Linked DNA regions of Mus musculus: region 2 is linked to region 1. The links are chromatin loops, found by intact Hi-C in ENCODE. Cell type or tissue: heart. All regions are shown on one strand.

Region 1 (8,000 bases):
CCAGATTTTTCTTTCCTTTCTCTATCTTGCAGATGTGTGGCCCCAGGACCTGTCGGTAATAACATTTTCCTTCTATCTCCATCTCCCTAATTCTTAATGGGATGCCACTCATCTTAAGCCCTAATTAAAGAATCCCCTGATCCTTTTCCAATCTGCTTCCTTGCCTTACCTTGGCCCCTGAAGGGGAAGGACTCAGAGCTGACCGCTGACAAGCCTGGGCTGTGGTGGGTTGGGGTAGGCAGAATGCTGTTACTGCTTGGCTGTGCAGGATGTGGCAGTTGGTTTGTCACTGGGATTAGAGAAGCATCACTGTTATCCCACCAGGTGAGTGCCCCATGGAGCCTGCTCTGGGCAGACAGACCTGGGTAGGGGGGGGGGTCTCAGGCCTGTCCTTGCCTCTCATCTCACAGTACACAGTCTTGCTGAGACTGGCAGGCTCTGAAAACTCTCATTGCCCCTCTGGGCATCCACTCATCTGATCCATGACTAAAATGTCCATGTTGTGTTGATCTTAGAGATTTGTGTCTTGGTGTCCCAGTTAGGGCTAGCATTGCTGTAATGAAACACCATGACCAAAGCAACCCGGGGAGGAAAGGGTTTATCTGGCTTAAGTGTCCACATCACTGCTCATTATTGAAGGAAGTCAGGGCAGGAACTCAAATAGGGCAGGGACCTGGAGGCAGGAACTGATGCAGAGGCCGTGGAGGGGTGCTTGCTGGCTTGCTCCTCATGGCTTGCTCCCCATGGCTTGCTCCCCATGGCTTGCTCCCCATGACTTGCTCCTCATGACTTGCTCCCCATGGCTTGCTCCCCATGACTTGCTCCTCATGACTTGCTCCTCATGGCTTGCTCCCCATGGCTTGCTCAATTGAGGCTCCTTTCTCTCCAGTGACTCAAGCTTGTGTCAAATTGACATGAAACTAACCTGCACTTTTGGTAAATCTTTTCAGTGATCAAATCTGCAGCCAGAAGTGCCTGGTCACGGTTCACCTGGGACAGTTGGTAAAGGGAGATGGTCATAAGCAGGATCCTCAGATGTAATTTTGATAGTTCTTGGAAGCTGGGAGATAACTTTCTCTTTATTTAGGCTTCTTGCAGCAAAATTATACACTGGTTCACATATTCCCTATTGATATGTGCATAATTATGAATCACACACTTGAACTGCACACTTTACAGTTAAACTATGAGGGACAGTCTTATTAATGCAGAAAGAGAAATGGACAGGTGTGCTGATGGACTCAGTTGCCTTTTATAAATGCTGAGTTGGTTTCTTGAGCTAAAGTAATCGTGTGTTTCTTGAAAATTATCCTCACCGACAGTTTATAAATGCTAACTAAATTCTCTCTTCGACCCAACACCAGGCCTTGGCACTGAAGGCATTTAATCTTAGGAAAAGGTGAAGTGTGGGATTAATTAATCATTTGAAGTTATTTTTACATTATTTACTGTGTCTTGGTAAGTGCCAATGCATTGCTGAGGAGGACCCAAAGCAGTCTGTTTCTTTCTTTTTCTTTCTTTCTTTTTTTTTTTTGTTTTTTTTTTTTTGTTTTTTTTTTTTTGTTTTCGAGACAGGGTTTCTCTGTATAGCTCTGGCTGTCCCGGAACTCACTCTGTAGACCAGGCTGGCCTCGAACTCAGAGATCTACCTGCCTCTGCCTCCCAAGTGCTGGGATTAAAGGCGTGCGCCACCACTGCCTGGCAGTTTGTTTCTTGTAAAGACTTACTTATCTCATGTGTATGAGTGTTGTGTCTGCATGTGCGTCTGTGCACCACTTGTGGACCTGATGCTGCAGAGTCCAGAAGAAGATACTGGATCCCCTGGGACTGCAGCTGCAGATTGTTGTGAGCTGCCGCGTGGGTGTTGAGAACTGAACCTGGGTCCTCTGCCTGAGTAGCTAGTGCTCTTAATCACTGAGCCATCTCGCCACCACCACCTCCCCTTCCTGAAGTCATCCTTTTTTTTTCTTCTTCTTCTAAGAAACCATCTATTTGGATGGTCTTTCCTTCCATCTTAGCTCCGAACTTTGTCTCTGTAACTCCTTCCATGGGTATTTTGTTCACCATTCTAAGAAGGAGCGAAGTATCCACACTTTGGTCTTCCTTCTTCTTGTGTCTCATGTGTTTTGCAAATTGTATCTTGGATATTCTAAGTTTCTGGGCTAATATCCACTTATCAGTGAGTGCATACCATGTGTGTTCTTTTGGGACTGGGCTACCTCACTCAGGATGATACCCTCCAGATCCATCCATTTGCCTAAGAATTTCATGAATTCATTGTTTTTAATAGCTGAGTAGTACTCTATTGTGTAAATGTACCACATTTTCTGTATCCATTCCTCTTTGAGGGGCATCTGGGTTCTTTCCAGGACTGCCCCACCCGGGGATCCATCCCATATACAACCACCAAACCCAGACACTATTGCATATGCCAGAAAGACATTGATGACACGACCCTGATATAGCTTTCTCTTGTGAGGCTATGCCAGTGCCTGGCAAATACAGAAGTGGATGCTCATAGTCATCTATTGGATGGGACACAGGGCCCCCAATGGAGGAGCTAGACAAAGTACCCAAGGAGCTGAAGGGGTCTGCAATCCTATAGGTGGAACAACAATATGAACTAATCAGTACCCCCAGAGCTTGTGTTTCTAGCTGCATATGTAGCAGAAGATGGCGTAGTTGGCCATCATTGGGAAGAGAGGCCCCTTGGTCTTGCAAACTTTATATACCCCAGTACAGGGGAATGCCAGAGCTAAGAAGTCGGAGTGAGTGGGTAGGGGAGCAGGGCGGGGGGGGGGTGGGGGGGAGAGGGTATAGAGGAATTTCGGGATAGCATTTGAAATGTAAATGAAGAAAGTATCTAATAAAAAAAATTAAAAAAAAAGAAACCATCTATTTATCTATCTTTATTTTCCAGTCTGTGCGTCAAACGTGCTTTAAGTAGAACTGTGCTGTGTCTTCTTGGGAATGCTTGCCACTATTTTATTCACAATTTGAGTTTGATCTTCGGGATCCCATATGTAGGATTATGGGAAATGGCTCAGTGGGTGACGTGCTTGCTGCATGAGGACCTGTGCTCAAATCCCCAGACCTTGTGTAAATAGTCAGCTGTGGCACCTGGAGTCTGGAGGGGCAGAGACAAGTGGACCCTGGGGGTTCACTGGCTAGCTGATTGGAGAGATCAGGTGAGCTGCAGATCCACTGAGAGGTTCTTTCTCAAAAATGAGGTGGATGCAACAGGGGAAAATATCTATCTCTGCCCCCTACCTACACACACACACACACACACACACACACACACACACACACGTTCATGTGCACATTTGTCCAGACCCAGGTATCTTTCCCAAAGGCTGTCTTTGGGTGACCCTTTTTGCACCACATCCCTTTCCTTTTAAATATTTGCTCTAATTGGTTCTTTCAGATCAGTAATTTTATTTGTTATGACAATTTGCCTTATTTGTTCAGCATCATTGGGTGTGGGGTACTTTAGAAATGGGTTAGTCTTACCAGTATGCTCCTCACTTGGCTAGAAGGCAAGAGAGCAGCATGGAGAGTTAGAGCCCTATTTGACCAGCATACCCCAATGAATCCCAGCTGAGCCACTCTGTGGGTATCAGATTAACAGTAAAGGTAATTAGTAGTGATGATGATGATGATAATAACAATTCCTGGTTTGTCCTTAGAGTTAAATGAGACTATGTGTATACAGTGTCTATTGCAGGGTTTAACGTTCAGATGAACCAAATAGAGGGTAACTAGTCACTAGGTGCTAGTAACTAAGGGCTAGTACTCTTTGTGGTTTTTGACATTTGAACCAGCATTCTTATTAATTACATTTAAATATTGTAATTGAAGTTACTGTGTTGTATCAGTATTCAAAAGGCCAGATCAGTTACTTGCAACAGGCATGTTAAAAACAATTTATAAGAACCCTCACATGCTGCTTAAAAAAATTCCACCCCGTCCCGTGTATGCGTGTGTATTCGTTTGTGTGTGTGCCCATGCATGGTGCATGTGGAGACCAGGGGTCGATGTTGGGGCCTTCCTTTAGTTTCTGCTCCCCAGTTTTAGGGACAGGGCCTCCCAGTGAACCCAGAGCTCACAGACTCAGCTACACTGACTGACCCGCTAGATTTAGAGCGCCTTCTGCCGTAGCTGGGATTACAGTTGAGCAGCTGATGTGCCTGGCCCTTTAGTGGATGTTGAATCCAACTCAGATTCTCACCTAGCTCTTTGGCTCCAAAAATTCTGTCTTAACCTACACCTTCTACATGCAAGTGTGAGCCCGTCTTGATCACACACATCTTCTCGAGTGATTTCTGGAATCCACTGCATGTATCACAGAATGGATTTTTTTAAAAAGAGACTAATAAAAAGGGATTTTATATTTTAAAAGGACCAAGCATTCTGCAGATGAAATGAGACACTTTTAAAAAGACACTATTTGTTTTGGTTTTCAGACATCCTTTTGGAACAAGCTCTGCCTGACTTTGCTGCCCAGCCTCGGAAATTCCAGGATCTAGGAGAACCACGTGTGGAACACATCAAGGGAGAAAGGCTTCCCAGGCATCAGACTGTATTGTTTTTCTTGGAGGTTGGAAAGAGCTGCTGCTCAGAAAAATTTCCAGGGTTTCTGCAATTTGTTACGCATCCAAGGTCATTTCCTGGCCTGCATTGCCCAAAGCTCCCGAGCCTGAACCACCAGCCAACGTGGAAGTAGCCTTGTGTAGGGGCCCTACAGCCCGGGGGTGAAGTGTGGGGTCGAGGGAAGGGAAGGAGAAGAGGAAACTGGAAGGAAACCCCACACAGACTGCGTTGTTTGGTGCTTCTCTTTGCCCACTCCGGACTGTCTTTCCCTGATACTCCACTAGAGGGCAGACGCCACCAACTGTGCGTGCTCTCTGAGGAAGCTATGATACCCGGACCTACAGGATAGGTCCTGGCATCTCAGGAGGATTTGGGTAGCAGCCTGGGACGCAGGATTCCTCAGGAAGTAGCTCTCAAGACTTGCTGGAAAGAACCTGGACTGTGGCATCCCTACTTTGCAGGGACCTGAGTTCAGAACCTTGGTGTTTGTTTTTCCCAATTTATTTGTAAAAGTAGGATACAAAGTAGCACACTTCCGTGAGGCATTTTCACACATGCTCAGTTTGGATGGGATCTCCTTTGCATCCTCTCTTCCATCTCTGGTCCCCGCCCTCCCCACAGCCGCATTCCTGCCTGTACTCTTCTACCCCTAGTAATCCTCCAGCCTTTGGAACCAGCTCTCCCATTACCGTCTCTTTTCCTTTTGAAATGGTGCTTTGGGGATGAGTTATGGTAGATGCTAGGGCTTTGGGGACATTTCCTGAAGGGGAAGTGTCAACCCTGCCTAGAACATACTTTTTTTTTTATGGTAGAAAGAACGTATGTATTTGAAGGTAGAGCTTTGATCAGCTCAGAGCTGATGGTCCCTGGAACCCGGTGTTGAATTGTAACTGGCTGGCCACTGCCTTTAGGGATGGTCACACTCTACAAGGCTCTCCTCCTCCAGCCTGAAGGTGGTCGTGAGGTGTCCTGCTCCCCCTAACTCAGGCACGCTCCTTCTTCTATCTCCTGCTCTGGGTTTGAGGGCCCTGACTTTGAACAACTGCTCCATGTGAATCACATCTGTCATTGAAACAGTCACAACAGGTGCCCTGTCCCATTCCCGCTGACCCTAATGTCCCCATTGTGCTTCCGCACGTGTGAGGCCCTCTGCTTCTGGTGCCTTTGAGCACAGGCTGGGATTATGACTTCTGGCTCTCCCATTTCCCAGAAAGGATGATGAGACCCAGAGCAAGGGAGTGCAGAAGCTTAAGACTTGATCTCGGGTCATCTGATCAAGAGGCATGGCTCATGACTGTTTCCCACAGTCCTTTACTGGAGTAGGAACTTGGGTTCGACTTTAGAGAAAACCTGACCCCATGACCTTCAGGCTCCAAGGTGGGGCTCTCAGGAGACCCCACCCTTTCCTCCTGGTGCTCTTCATAAAATGGAACAGGGCTCTGGGTGGGTAGAGGGTGCCCTTTGAGGAAGGATGTGCTGGGCATACGTGAGGGAGGGTGGCTTCTAATCACACAGTTTTACAGAACAAAGCACCCAGAGATTGAAGACCAGCCCCCCTTGAATGTCTGTGTTCCATGTCTAAGTCCAGGGCTTTTCAAGTCCAATTAACACCCAGAATGGAGCCCTTTAGGTGTTGCCCATGTCTCTGATGGACTTTAGAATGTCTGGCTGGATGCCTTATTGTCTCCCCTCTTCAGCCCTGTACCAAGCCTGCTGTCCTTCTGTCAGCCACATGATGGCATAGCAACTTAAGTTTCTGGCTGACATCTCGTCTCAGGACAGGGAGGCCCTTCAGCTCTGTTCAAAGGGAGCAGAGTGGAGCAAGGGAGACTTGGCACGGGACTTGGTGTTTGTGAGAACTCTTAGTTTTGGTGTGAGGAGGTGAAGGGATGTAGGATTCTGAAGAAGTTGGAGGGGCTGTGCTGAGGATGGTTGAGGCGTCAAAATCAAATGCAGCACAAAGCCCATTAGCAGATGCCAGGCAGGCTCATCTCTCTCTATATATAACTATACAGCCATCATCTCTTCCCACCCCTAGGTGACCTTTTCTCCCTCCCTTTCTTTTAAAAATATTTACATGACAGTGTGTGTGTGTGTGTGTGTGTGTGTGTGTGTGTGTGTGTGTGTTTGGGGAGGGGTATGCACATATGGGTACCCTTGCAGGCCAGAGAAGGTGTTGGAAATGAACAACTATGAGTATCATTCATTTGTCAAATAAGGAAAGCTTTTGATGATTCTGTTTTTATAAATCCCAGTGGAACACTATTAGGAATGACAGTGACATAGACACAGTCCTCCCTGTCCAGAGGGCTAGGAAGATATGCCATCCTGGTCCCATGGTGCTGAGCCCGAGGAGAAACCCTTGCTCTGGACAAGTGAGTATAGGAGAAAGATGGAAAAGGGCATGGCCTCTGCTTCAGAAAGGTTACCTGACTGGGGCAGTGCATCCTCTGGTTCTCTTGCTGTGTGTCTTCACACACTGGAAACACTGAGGGAATCTGACCTACAGAGGCACACACAGTCTTTCCCACCTCTGGTGGATACTAAGGCACACGTGTTCTAAACTCTGGTGTGGGAATGTCCTGGGATCCTCCTGTATGCTGTCTGGGGTCTAGTGATGAAGACACAGGTCGGGTCCATGCTTGTGCTTGGAGGGAGGAACACCCTGCTCAGGTCCCGTCTAGTGGCGCTAGCATTGGCCAGGCCTTCTTGGAACTGTGCTTTATACTGGCTGTTCCCCACTTGGTTGGTAAAGGTGTGTGTAGAGGAGTTGTGTGCTTAGTTCCCCCCGCTTGGATCTTCCCAGCTTTCAGCAGCAAGGATGCCCGCCCAGCAGAAGCCCTTTAGGGCTGAGAACTGAGACCCACCAGGGATTGATGCCATCTCTACAGCCTGGTGGATCATGACCTGTAGGCAGACTGTGCCTGAGATACACACTGTATTAATATTCGCTAGAGGAACAGAACTGATTGAATGAATATCTGTGCAAAGGAGTTTAACTAGATTGCCTCACATAAAACAAACAAACAAACAAACAAACAAACAAACAAAAGCCAAATGGTCCAGTAACAGCTTTTGTATACTAGAGATGCTGAGACCCTCTGGTCCTTCCATGCATGAGGCTGGGCACCTCAGCAGTCCCAATCTCATGCTACAGGCTGCATGGATTCCTGGGGAGGTGCTAGTCTTTGGATCATGTTGGAAGGACAAAGAAATTGGGTTCTGATGTCAGCAAAGGATGGCACTCCTATCACCACCACGGCCATCATCATTACTATTCTCCTCCCCCTCCCCCTCCCCCTCCTCTTCTTCCGCAGCAGATGACGCACACACCCACTATTTAGAAGTGAAGGCAGGCAAGTAAGAAATACCGCCTTTTCCTCTAACCTCTTTGTATCCGGGCTGCC
Region 2 (8,000 bases), 710 kb after region 1:
TACTAATATACTAACATTTCTGGCTTCTTTTACCCTTTTGATTTCTGCATCCATCGCCTCCCATGAGACATAGACATGTGCACACAAATAGATAGGCACATAAACTGATAGTTAAATGAAAATATCAGGTAGAATTTCAGTAGTGTCTGGGGCATGGATGGAATTTATTAGCAATGCTGGTTTCCACTGATACTTGCAGCCATGGACCCCGATTTATTTATTCACTGACTGATCATCCAATGTCCGTGGGGTTCCTGTGTGTGAAGAGTTCCTCTGCTGAGCATAGTGTGTGACACATAAAGGGGAAGACCTCTTCTGACCCTATTAAAGGAAGCATGTATCAATTCTGTCTTCTGCCAGATTCCCCAGTGACAGGGGCTGTATTTCAGGTTTTGTAAGTAGCAAGTAGCGGGCATTAAGAAGACCTGTTGCAAACATCCTAAGGGCTGTAGACAGGAGGCCTTGGAAAATGTCTGGAGCGGCCCCTTGAGGTGTTAGCTCTTTCATTACTTCATAACTAAACTCGAGACCATAAAACCTCAGGGCGCTCAGAATGTTTTGCCATGAAAGGAGGCGTCTGGTATAGAAAGCAGGATCTAGAATCCTATTAATTCCTAAACATTGTTAATTGAAGCATCAGGGCAGGGACGTGGAGAGATGGCCGTATGGTGGTTCGCTTACTATGCAAGCGTGAGAACCAGTCAGATCCTCATCACCCAGTTTGGTACCATGTCACCCAGATGTGGCAGTGTGTACCTGTGATCTCAGTGCTAGAGATGGGCAGATCCTTAGAATTCACTGAGCTGCCATTCTGGTCAATCGGTGAGTGCCAAGTTTAGTGAGAGACCAAGTCTCAGAAACTAAGGTGGAGAGTGGAGGGATGGATGGAAGGCCCTTGCTTAGGTCAGCTCTGTTCTCTTTGCCCCCCTCTGAATTCCCCATCTTTTCCTCCAAAGGCGTGTGCTCAGTCTCTCTCCTCAGCACCATGGGTATCATCACCACATCTCTGGGGTTCTGAGCAGTAGTAACAGGGCAAGCACCAGGGTCCCACCGTATTTTTGGCTGTGGCCCTTTAGCCACCGTCTTTCCAAACACTGCATCTAGAAAATGCTGCTTTCCAAGGGAGCTTTGCATTTTTTTTTTCAGAAATACTGAGAAAAGGGAATTTACTTATGGAATCTTAAAGTTCAATAATATGATTTTTACCTTGTGGAGCACAGTTCATCGTTAAAATGATGACAATGGGGAAAGCGTGGGATGGCACATGCACTTGTACCATTGTCAGTCGTCTTCTTTCTCATCTTACATCTAACACCTGATGCTGGACACTCGGCAAGCTAGAATCTATGAACAAGAAACAGCTTTGTCAGAGTGGGCCTCTACAGGCAGGCTTGCATAGCGTTTGAATTACTGTTTGTTGTTTGAGCTAACTTTTGACAGTTCTTGGGTTAGTAATATCTGTAGGTGACATAGTGGTTCGGTGGGATATTGATGGGCATACATATACATATACATATACAATCATTTATTCTTTCCAACAACCTTTTGATAGGAACATGAATTAGCATTACAATTTTATAGACATAGCAACCTTGGTTACATAGTTGGTGATTGGAGAAGGGACTAGTGTGAATCATCTTCACCTTAGAAGCTATTTAATTGCACTATATTTTTAAAATTGTATAGTAATTTGTGTGTGTGTGTGTGTGTGTGTGTGTTTGTGTGTGTGTGTGTGTGTGTGATGTGGCTGACTGTAGAGACCAGAGATTGATGTCAGCTCTTTTCTTCATCTTGTTACCCATCTTATTTTATAAGACAGTGTCCCTCACTAATTTGGCCAGGCTTGTTAGCCAGCAAGCCCCAGGGATGCTTCTGTCTTCATCTCCCCAGCACTGGATGTGTGACCCCACACTTAGGTTTTATGTGGGTGTTGGGGACTTGAACTTAGGTCTTCTTGCTTGCATGGCAAACATTTTACTAAGGCAGTCATTTCCCTAGCTCCTTTAATTGTGCCTTAGATCATTTAAGTGCCTCCATCTTCAGGTTCTTCCAAAATGGAAATTCTCAGTAGATTCACACATCCCTTATCAAAGAAGCACTTCTCAAACACAGTAGGAAACTAAACCTTATGAAGAGTAGCTGATCCCTCTGTATGGATGGCTGCCCAAGCTGGTGGCCCGTGCTCAGTATGTGCTTTGTTGTCTCTACAGTCAGTCACATCACACACACACACACAAACACACACACACACACACACACACAGGCACATTCAGATGCAGCAGTGTCCCAAGAACACACACCACTACCTCCATCGGGCACACAGCCTAGATGAACCAATGCGAGATAGGATGGTATTTTGGAACATGATGTGAAGTTTCCTGATTGGAAATGTTCTTGAACTAAAATATCTTTCGTGACAAGCTTTTTTGTGGTTATAAAAAAAGATCAGCATCTCTCAGGTTACCCGATCTGCTAATTACTTCGAATTCAGATCAGGTATTTGTGGGTGAAATTAGCATGCAATATCCACTGGCTTTTGACAAGGGGCCCTGATGGATTGGGAGACAGGATTGCTGTAAGTGATGAGGAGGAAAGGGAGAGGAGCATTTTCAGGGTGAGGTTTTTATCTTCCAGGTTAAATGGTAGCTTAATGGTTGATGATGTTAAGCCAGAGAGATGGATGAAGAGGGAAAGTGAGCTACCTTCTTAGGAAGCGTCTTGGGGGATGGGGTGGGCGTGGGTTTCATTCAAGGAGCTATGACGTGGGCTAAGTCATCTTTTCCTCTTGTGTGGGAGGATCTGTGAGAGCTGGTTATTTTCCAATTAACAAAGGGTAAGAGATGGTTCCTGAATCAGAGGCCCTGGTTTACCTATTTATAGGTATCGAGCTGTACTCAGCTGTGTCTCTTTGTCTATTTATACATGGTACTCTACACCTGCCGTTTGGTGAGGTCCTAAGATGACTCAGGTAGAATCTGAGGAAAGCTCTTCCTGTGGTGGGCCGTGTTCTTCCCATGGCAGCCTGTTGCAGCGGTCACTGTGAACGTGTGAGTATCGAGTGTCCTTTCCCGTTCCACCCACCTTACTCTATCCCTACCTCTGTCCCCAAATGCTAGAGAATAGAGTATATCCCTTTGTTCTCCAAAGTACACAGTCTTTGGTTGACTTGAAAGCCCTCCCACATGCTCTCTTTCTTGCCACATCAGCAAACTGGGGTCAGAGAGAAGATATTTGTGAAGACCTGGGAGAGGATTGGACGGTAGCAAGTTCACAAGAATTATTTACTCAATCAAAACAGACTACCACCCACAAAGTAGTGAGCTGCATGGCCATGTGGACATAAGGTAGGTTAAAAATAACACGTGCTGCTGCTGCTGGTAGCAGTAGGGCCTGGCAAGATGCCTTGGGAGGCATCAAGCCTGGTAATTGGATTCCTAGGACCCACAGGTGGAAAAAAGATAACTGACTCTTTCCACACTCACGTTGTGGCACATGTGGGTCTCTGTCTCAGCACCCCAAATAAACATCATATAAAAAGGACAGTAACATATCTTTGCCAAGATTAGTTACCTCAGAGGAGGACTACTGCAGATTGCCCAGCCTGCTTCCAAGTCTAGCGAGTGTGGGGCGGGGCTTGCAGACATACTCTGGCCGATCTCCAGCTGACAGGACAAATCAGGAAGGAAGACATGGCTTTGCCCTCCATCTGCAGTAATGGAAAACTCCAGGCTGTCACTCTGGGCACTCTGGGGATCACATCTGTGCAGCTGGAATTGCTCATCCCACACCCTGTGGCCAAAGCTTTGGTCTCTAAGCCTCATATGCGATCATCTCCAGTTGGGAGGCTGGTCATGGCAAACTCTTGAGAAAGGCAATTTGGTAAGTTCTTAACGAGCTGGGTTTCCTTGCTCTCTAGGCCTTGAGATTTGTCTCCGAATGGGAACACGTACCCACTTCAGTTCCCGATGAGCAGCTTTGAGGCTGCTCTACATTCAATGGCTTCTATTGATCTGGTGTAAGGAAGAGATGGCGTGTTGGTTCCCTGTCCATCCCTTCCACCATGCATACATTTATTCATCCATTGATTAGTGCTGGGTGGCAGTCACTAGCCAAGCTGGGGCCAGTTACTTTCCCTATCTCTGTGACAGCATACGTGGGAAAACCAACTTAAGTAAGGAGGGGTTCTATTTGGCTCACAGTCCTCCATGACTGGGGAGTCATGGCGGCAGAAGCACAAGACATCTGTTCTTCCAGACACAGAGAGTAGTGATGGCTGCTCCTCAATCCACTATCATTTGCATTCAGTCTAGAACCCCAGGCCAGGGGATGATGCCGTCTGCATTCAGGGTGAATCTTTCTACCCTGGTTAGTCCACAGGCACCCTCAGAAGTCTGTCTTCCAGGGCATCCTAAATCCTCTCAGGTTGACAATCAGTATTACCTGTCGCTGTAGATGAGAGGCAAAGATCATCAGGTGCCTTTAAAACATGTGCATAAGTGAAGAAGATGGTGAGGCACTGGGGTTCCTATTTGTCTCCCGCCTGTTCCCAGGGCCTGTTGATATCATGTGTGTCTTGCATCTTGCTTATTGAACAACAACAACAACAAACAGTGGCCTGTTACAGGCAGGAATGAGATGCCCTGAGAGTCAGGTACATTGTGCAGCACTTCCTGACAAACATTGTTTTTAGAAATGTTAATGCTGCCGTTTGATTGTAAGGTTACTATACCACTTCGTTTACACAAATAGACACTTAAAACAAAAAGACCTTTCCTTTATAGATAAGGCACAGAGGGGTTAACATACCTCCCCAGTGTCACACAGCTCCATGAGTGCCATGTTCTGCACACAGCTATCTTGGGGCTAACATCCCTGCATGTGTCATGACTTTGTCTATATTCATGCCAGATGGGGCTAATTTTATTGCCTCGTGTTTTTTATATTTCCTTCAATTTCCATTTGGCCAAAGTACTCAGATTTGGCCATTTATTTATGTCCACAAATATGTACTGAGTTCCACATGTCAGGTGCTAACTTAATTAATAATTCTGTTACTGTTCTCATGTAACAATGTGGGATATTTTTTTTTCTTTTGGTTTTCTGGAGCTTGGAAAAGGATAAATGGTGCTCTGCCTTGGAATGCATTGATCATGCGATAGTGAGGTTGATTTAGAGGGAGCTAGAGGCCCTGACAACACCGCCCAGGCTCCTCCGTATGAACTCCCTCAGCCCTCTCACTGTTCCCCATAGAAAATAAAGAACCTTAAGCCGAGTCTTCACTGTACTGTCTTACATGCTGGAACGTTCTTTTATAAAATCAAGTCTTTGGTGCTCCAGAGATGGTGCTACGTAGGGAAAATACTTACCACCGAAGCAGGAGAACATGGGTTCCATACCAGCCAGCACACCTGGAATCCCCACACCAGGAAGCAGAGGCAGAAGGATCCTTGGGCTCATTGGCCAGATACTAACCACGGCAGAATCAGTGAGCTCCAACTCACAGAGAAAACTTTCTCCAAACAATACGGTGGAGAAGTGATCGAAAGGTTACCAGGTACTGACCTCTGGCCTCACACACATACATGTACACACACGAACATGTACACATACACACACAAGCAAATCTTTGACATGGGCTAGTTCTAAGCCACAGGCACATTCTCTTGACAAAGAGATTCAACATTATCCGTAAAATGGGCTGTGTTGAAAAGAAGGCAGATCTAATGGGCCTTCAAGGCCCAAGCCTAGGCCCCCTAGGCCAAATGATGGATTTTAGAATACCACAGCTACACATTTTCCCCCTTCCCAGACTGCATTTACCTCCCAGGATCCTGGGCTTTCAGTTCACTTTTCACTCCCATAGACTCCTGCTGGGCCGTTCTCTGGCTCCATCTCTCTAGTCCCTGGGGGGAGATAATAGAGAGGAGCCATGAGCGTCCACCGAGCTGGCTCTTCCAGGACCTATTTCTGACTCATAGACTGTAGGGGGTGCTGGCCTTGGGGTGGGAGATGGAGGCTTCTTTTTGTTTCTGCCTTTCTGCTTAGAAGGAACCCCTTGGAGAACTCACTGTTCCAAGCAGCTGTCCCAGCGTTCGACCATTTGAAAAAGACAATAAAGCAAACAGACAGAATACTCTAGAATTATCCTCAGAGTGGCAAGAACAGACATCTAAACATCTTTAGTGCATCTCCTCTGCCTGCCCCACCTGCTCGTTTTCCCTTCTATACAACCCAGTGACGAGTAAGGACGGTCCTTTGGCTTTTGAGCATCTCATGGGAGTTTTGTGTTCTCTGGCACGAGTTTCTTCCAGAACAGTCAGGAAGGAGGAGTATGACCATTTGCAGCTGGATCCACATCTGGTGCATCGTTCTGAGAGGTCCACAGTATTATTTGTCCATCAGTTCTGTTTTCCAGGATGCAGAACTTGGGACGTATACATATGCATACCAGGTCCATTCATTCCTGCTCTGGCTTCGTCCAAAGGCCAGGGAGTTGCTTTACCAGGTTTCTGGAGAAGAGAAGGCAATGCAGTTGGGAGGTGACTGAATCCAGTCTCTGGGCCCAGTGACTCTCTGCAGCTGATGTCTCCAAACTCATCCTTCTCTTTGTCAAGTTGCTGCTGGTGATGGGTGAATTAATATTATTGAATCAAGTGGTGAATTTTTCCCCTTCAGAGCTAATGATGATGCTCTCAAGCATGACATGGGAGATTTTTCCCCAGGGGTTTCCATATGAGCTGTGTCTGCTATTCAATAGCCCCAGGATTCTTCCAAAGATCTTCTCCTGACCAGGGTCAGAGTTCCTCTCTTTTTCTCTCCTTTCCTCCTCCCCTGCTTTTTTTTTTTTTTCTTTTTTCTTTTTTTTTTTTTTTTTTTTTTTTTGCTTCCCAGTTTAGAAACTTTTCATGCCTTCTCTTGAGTTGGCTTTGTCTGGTGCTAAGCTTACGCCCAAGGAAGACATATTTCTTCTGACATTGAGAAGTGAGATCTCATGCATCACTAATATGCCCAAAGAAAGACCTCTTGTCCAGACTGATCTCCCTCCCACAGTGCCAGAGGCAGGACCATTATTATGTCCATATCTCAACATGTGTTTTATGTCAGAGCTGACATAGTCAAGGCCGTTCCTATCCAGGACAACAACACACCCCTCAGAGGCACAGATACAATGGATTCTCTGGTCCCAATACTACCTTATGGTTCGTTCTCTCTCTCTCTCTCTCTCTCTCTCTCTCTCTCTCTCTCTCTCTCCCTCCCCCCCTCCCTTCCACCTCGCTCCCTCCTTCTATCCTTCTCCCTCCTTTATTTCTCTTTCTACGACAGAGTCTCATGGAGCCTAGTAGGATCTCAAACTTCTGACCTTCCTGCTTCTGTCTTCTAAATCCTAAGGTTATAAGTCTTTGCCGCCATGCGATACACCATGTTTATGTAGGACTAGAAAGCAAACTCAAAGCTTCTGATGCTAGGCAGGCACTTACAGCTCCACCAGCATCATTCTTTTTCCATTTGAAGAAACACTTCAGAGTGTAGGGCCATGAGGGAGGCTTTATTTCATGGCTACCTTTAATTTATGAGGTAAGGTTTAGTTAATTGAGGCCCGTAGATTTTGTTCTATTCTTAGAAACAAACAGGGCTTGATACATCTGAAAATGGTGGGTCACCTATTATCACCCAGAAACATTGCTTTCTGCTGCAAAGACTCTCCCCAGCCTTCTTGTTCAAAATCTTGGTTGGTATTGGGTGCTACGGCTCATGGTGTCTTAACTATTGAGTTTCCACCAGGGAAACCTGGGTCCCAGAAAATGTATGGATCTGAGAGTCAGAGGAGCTGTCTTGAAGATGAGTAACTGATGGGCGGTCTTGAGCGGGCTTGGTTCATCAGTATTGAATCAGCTTACCTGGTGAGGTGCTGCTTGTGCCAGCCTTTCCCCCATCATCTCTCTTTACATAACATAAATAGAATGCATTAAAGGGAGAATTACCAAGGACTCTAGAATGGT

The links. Hi-C counts contacts between places; a loop is a spot of excess contacts. Peaks named below come from ENCODE experiments on the same cell type or tissue, not always from the same donor. Only the 100,000 strongest peaks of a DNase experiment are listed, where the experiment ranks them.
Region 2: a loop joins it to region 1, with 8 times the contacts of the local background. A loop is called at or near these places in 28 of 42 quality-filtered maps.

The regions. Positions count from the first base shown.
Region 1 is chr9:68,010,386-68,018,385 of GRCm38, forward strand. Gm20745 (predicted gene, 20745) reads right to left here. Exons shown (of 3, transcript NR_045745.1): 3 at 7,579-8,000. Among named protein-coding and RNA genes, the nearest start is that of Gm20745, 11 kb to the right of the region's middle. In heart, CTCF peaks have their summits at 4,874 (motif pointing right) and 6,316; DNase peaks (open chromatin) are centred at 4,776 and 6,386; H3K27me3 peaks cover 965 bases.
Region 2 is chr9:68,721,386-68,729,385 of GRCm38, forward strand. The region is part of intron 1 of Rora (RAR-related orphan receptor alpha); the gene reads left to right. Among named protein-coding and RNA genes, the nearest start is that of 9530091C08Rik, 40 kb to the right of the region's middle. In heart, no CTCF peak of the experiment used is centred here; DNase peaks (open chromatin) are centred at 3,696, 5,976 and 6,276.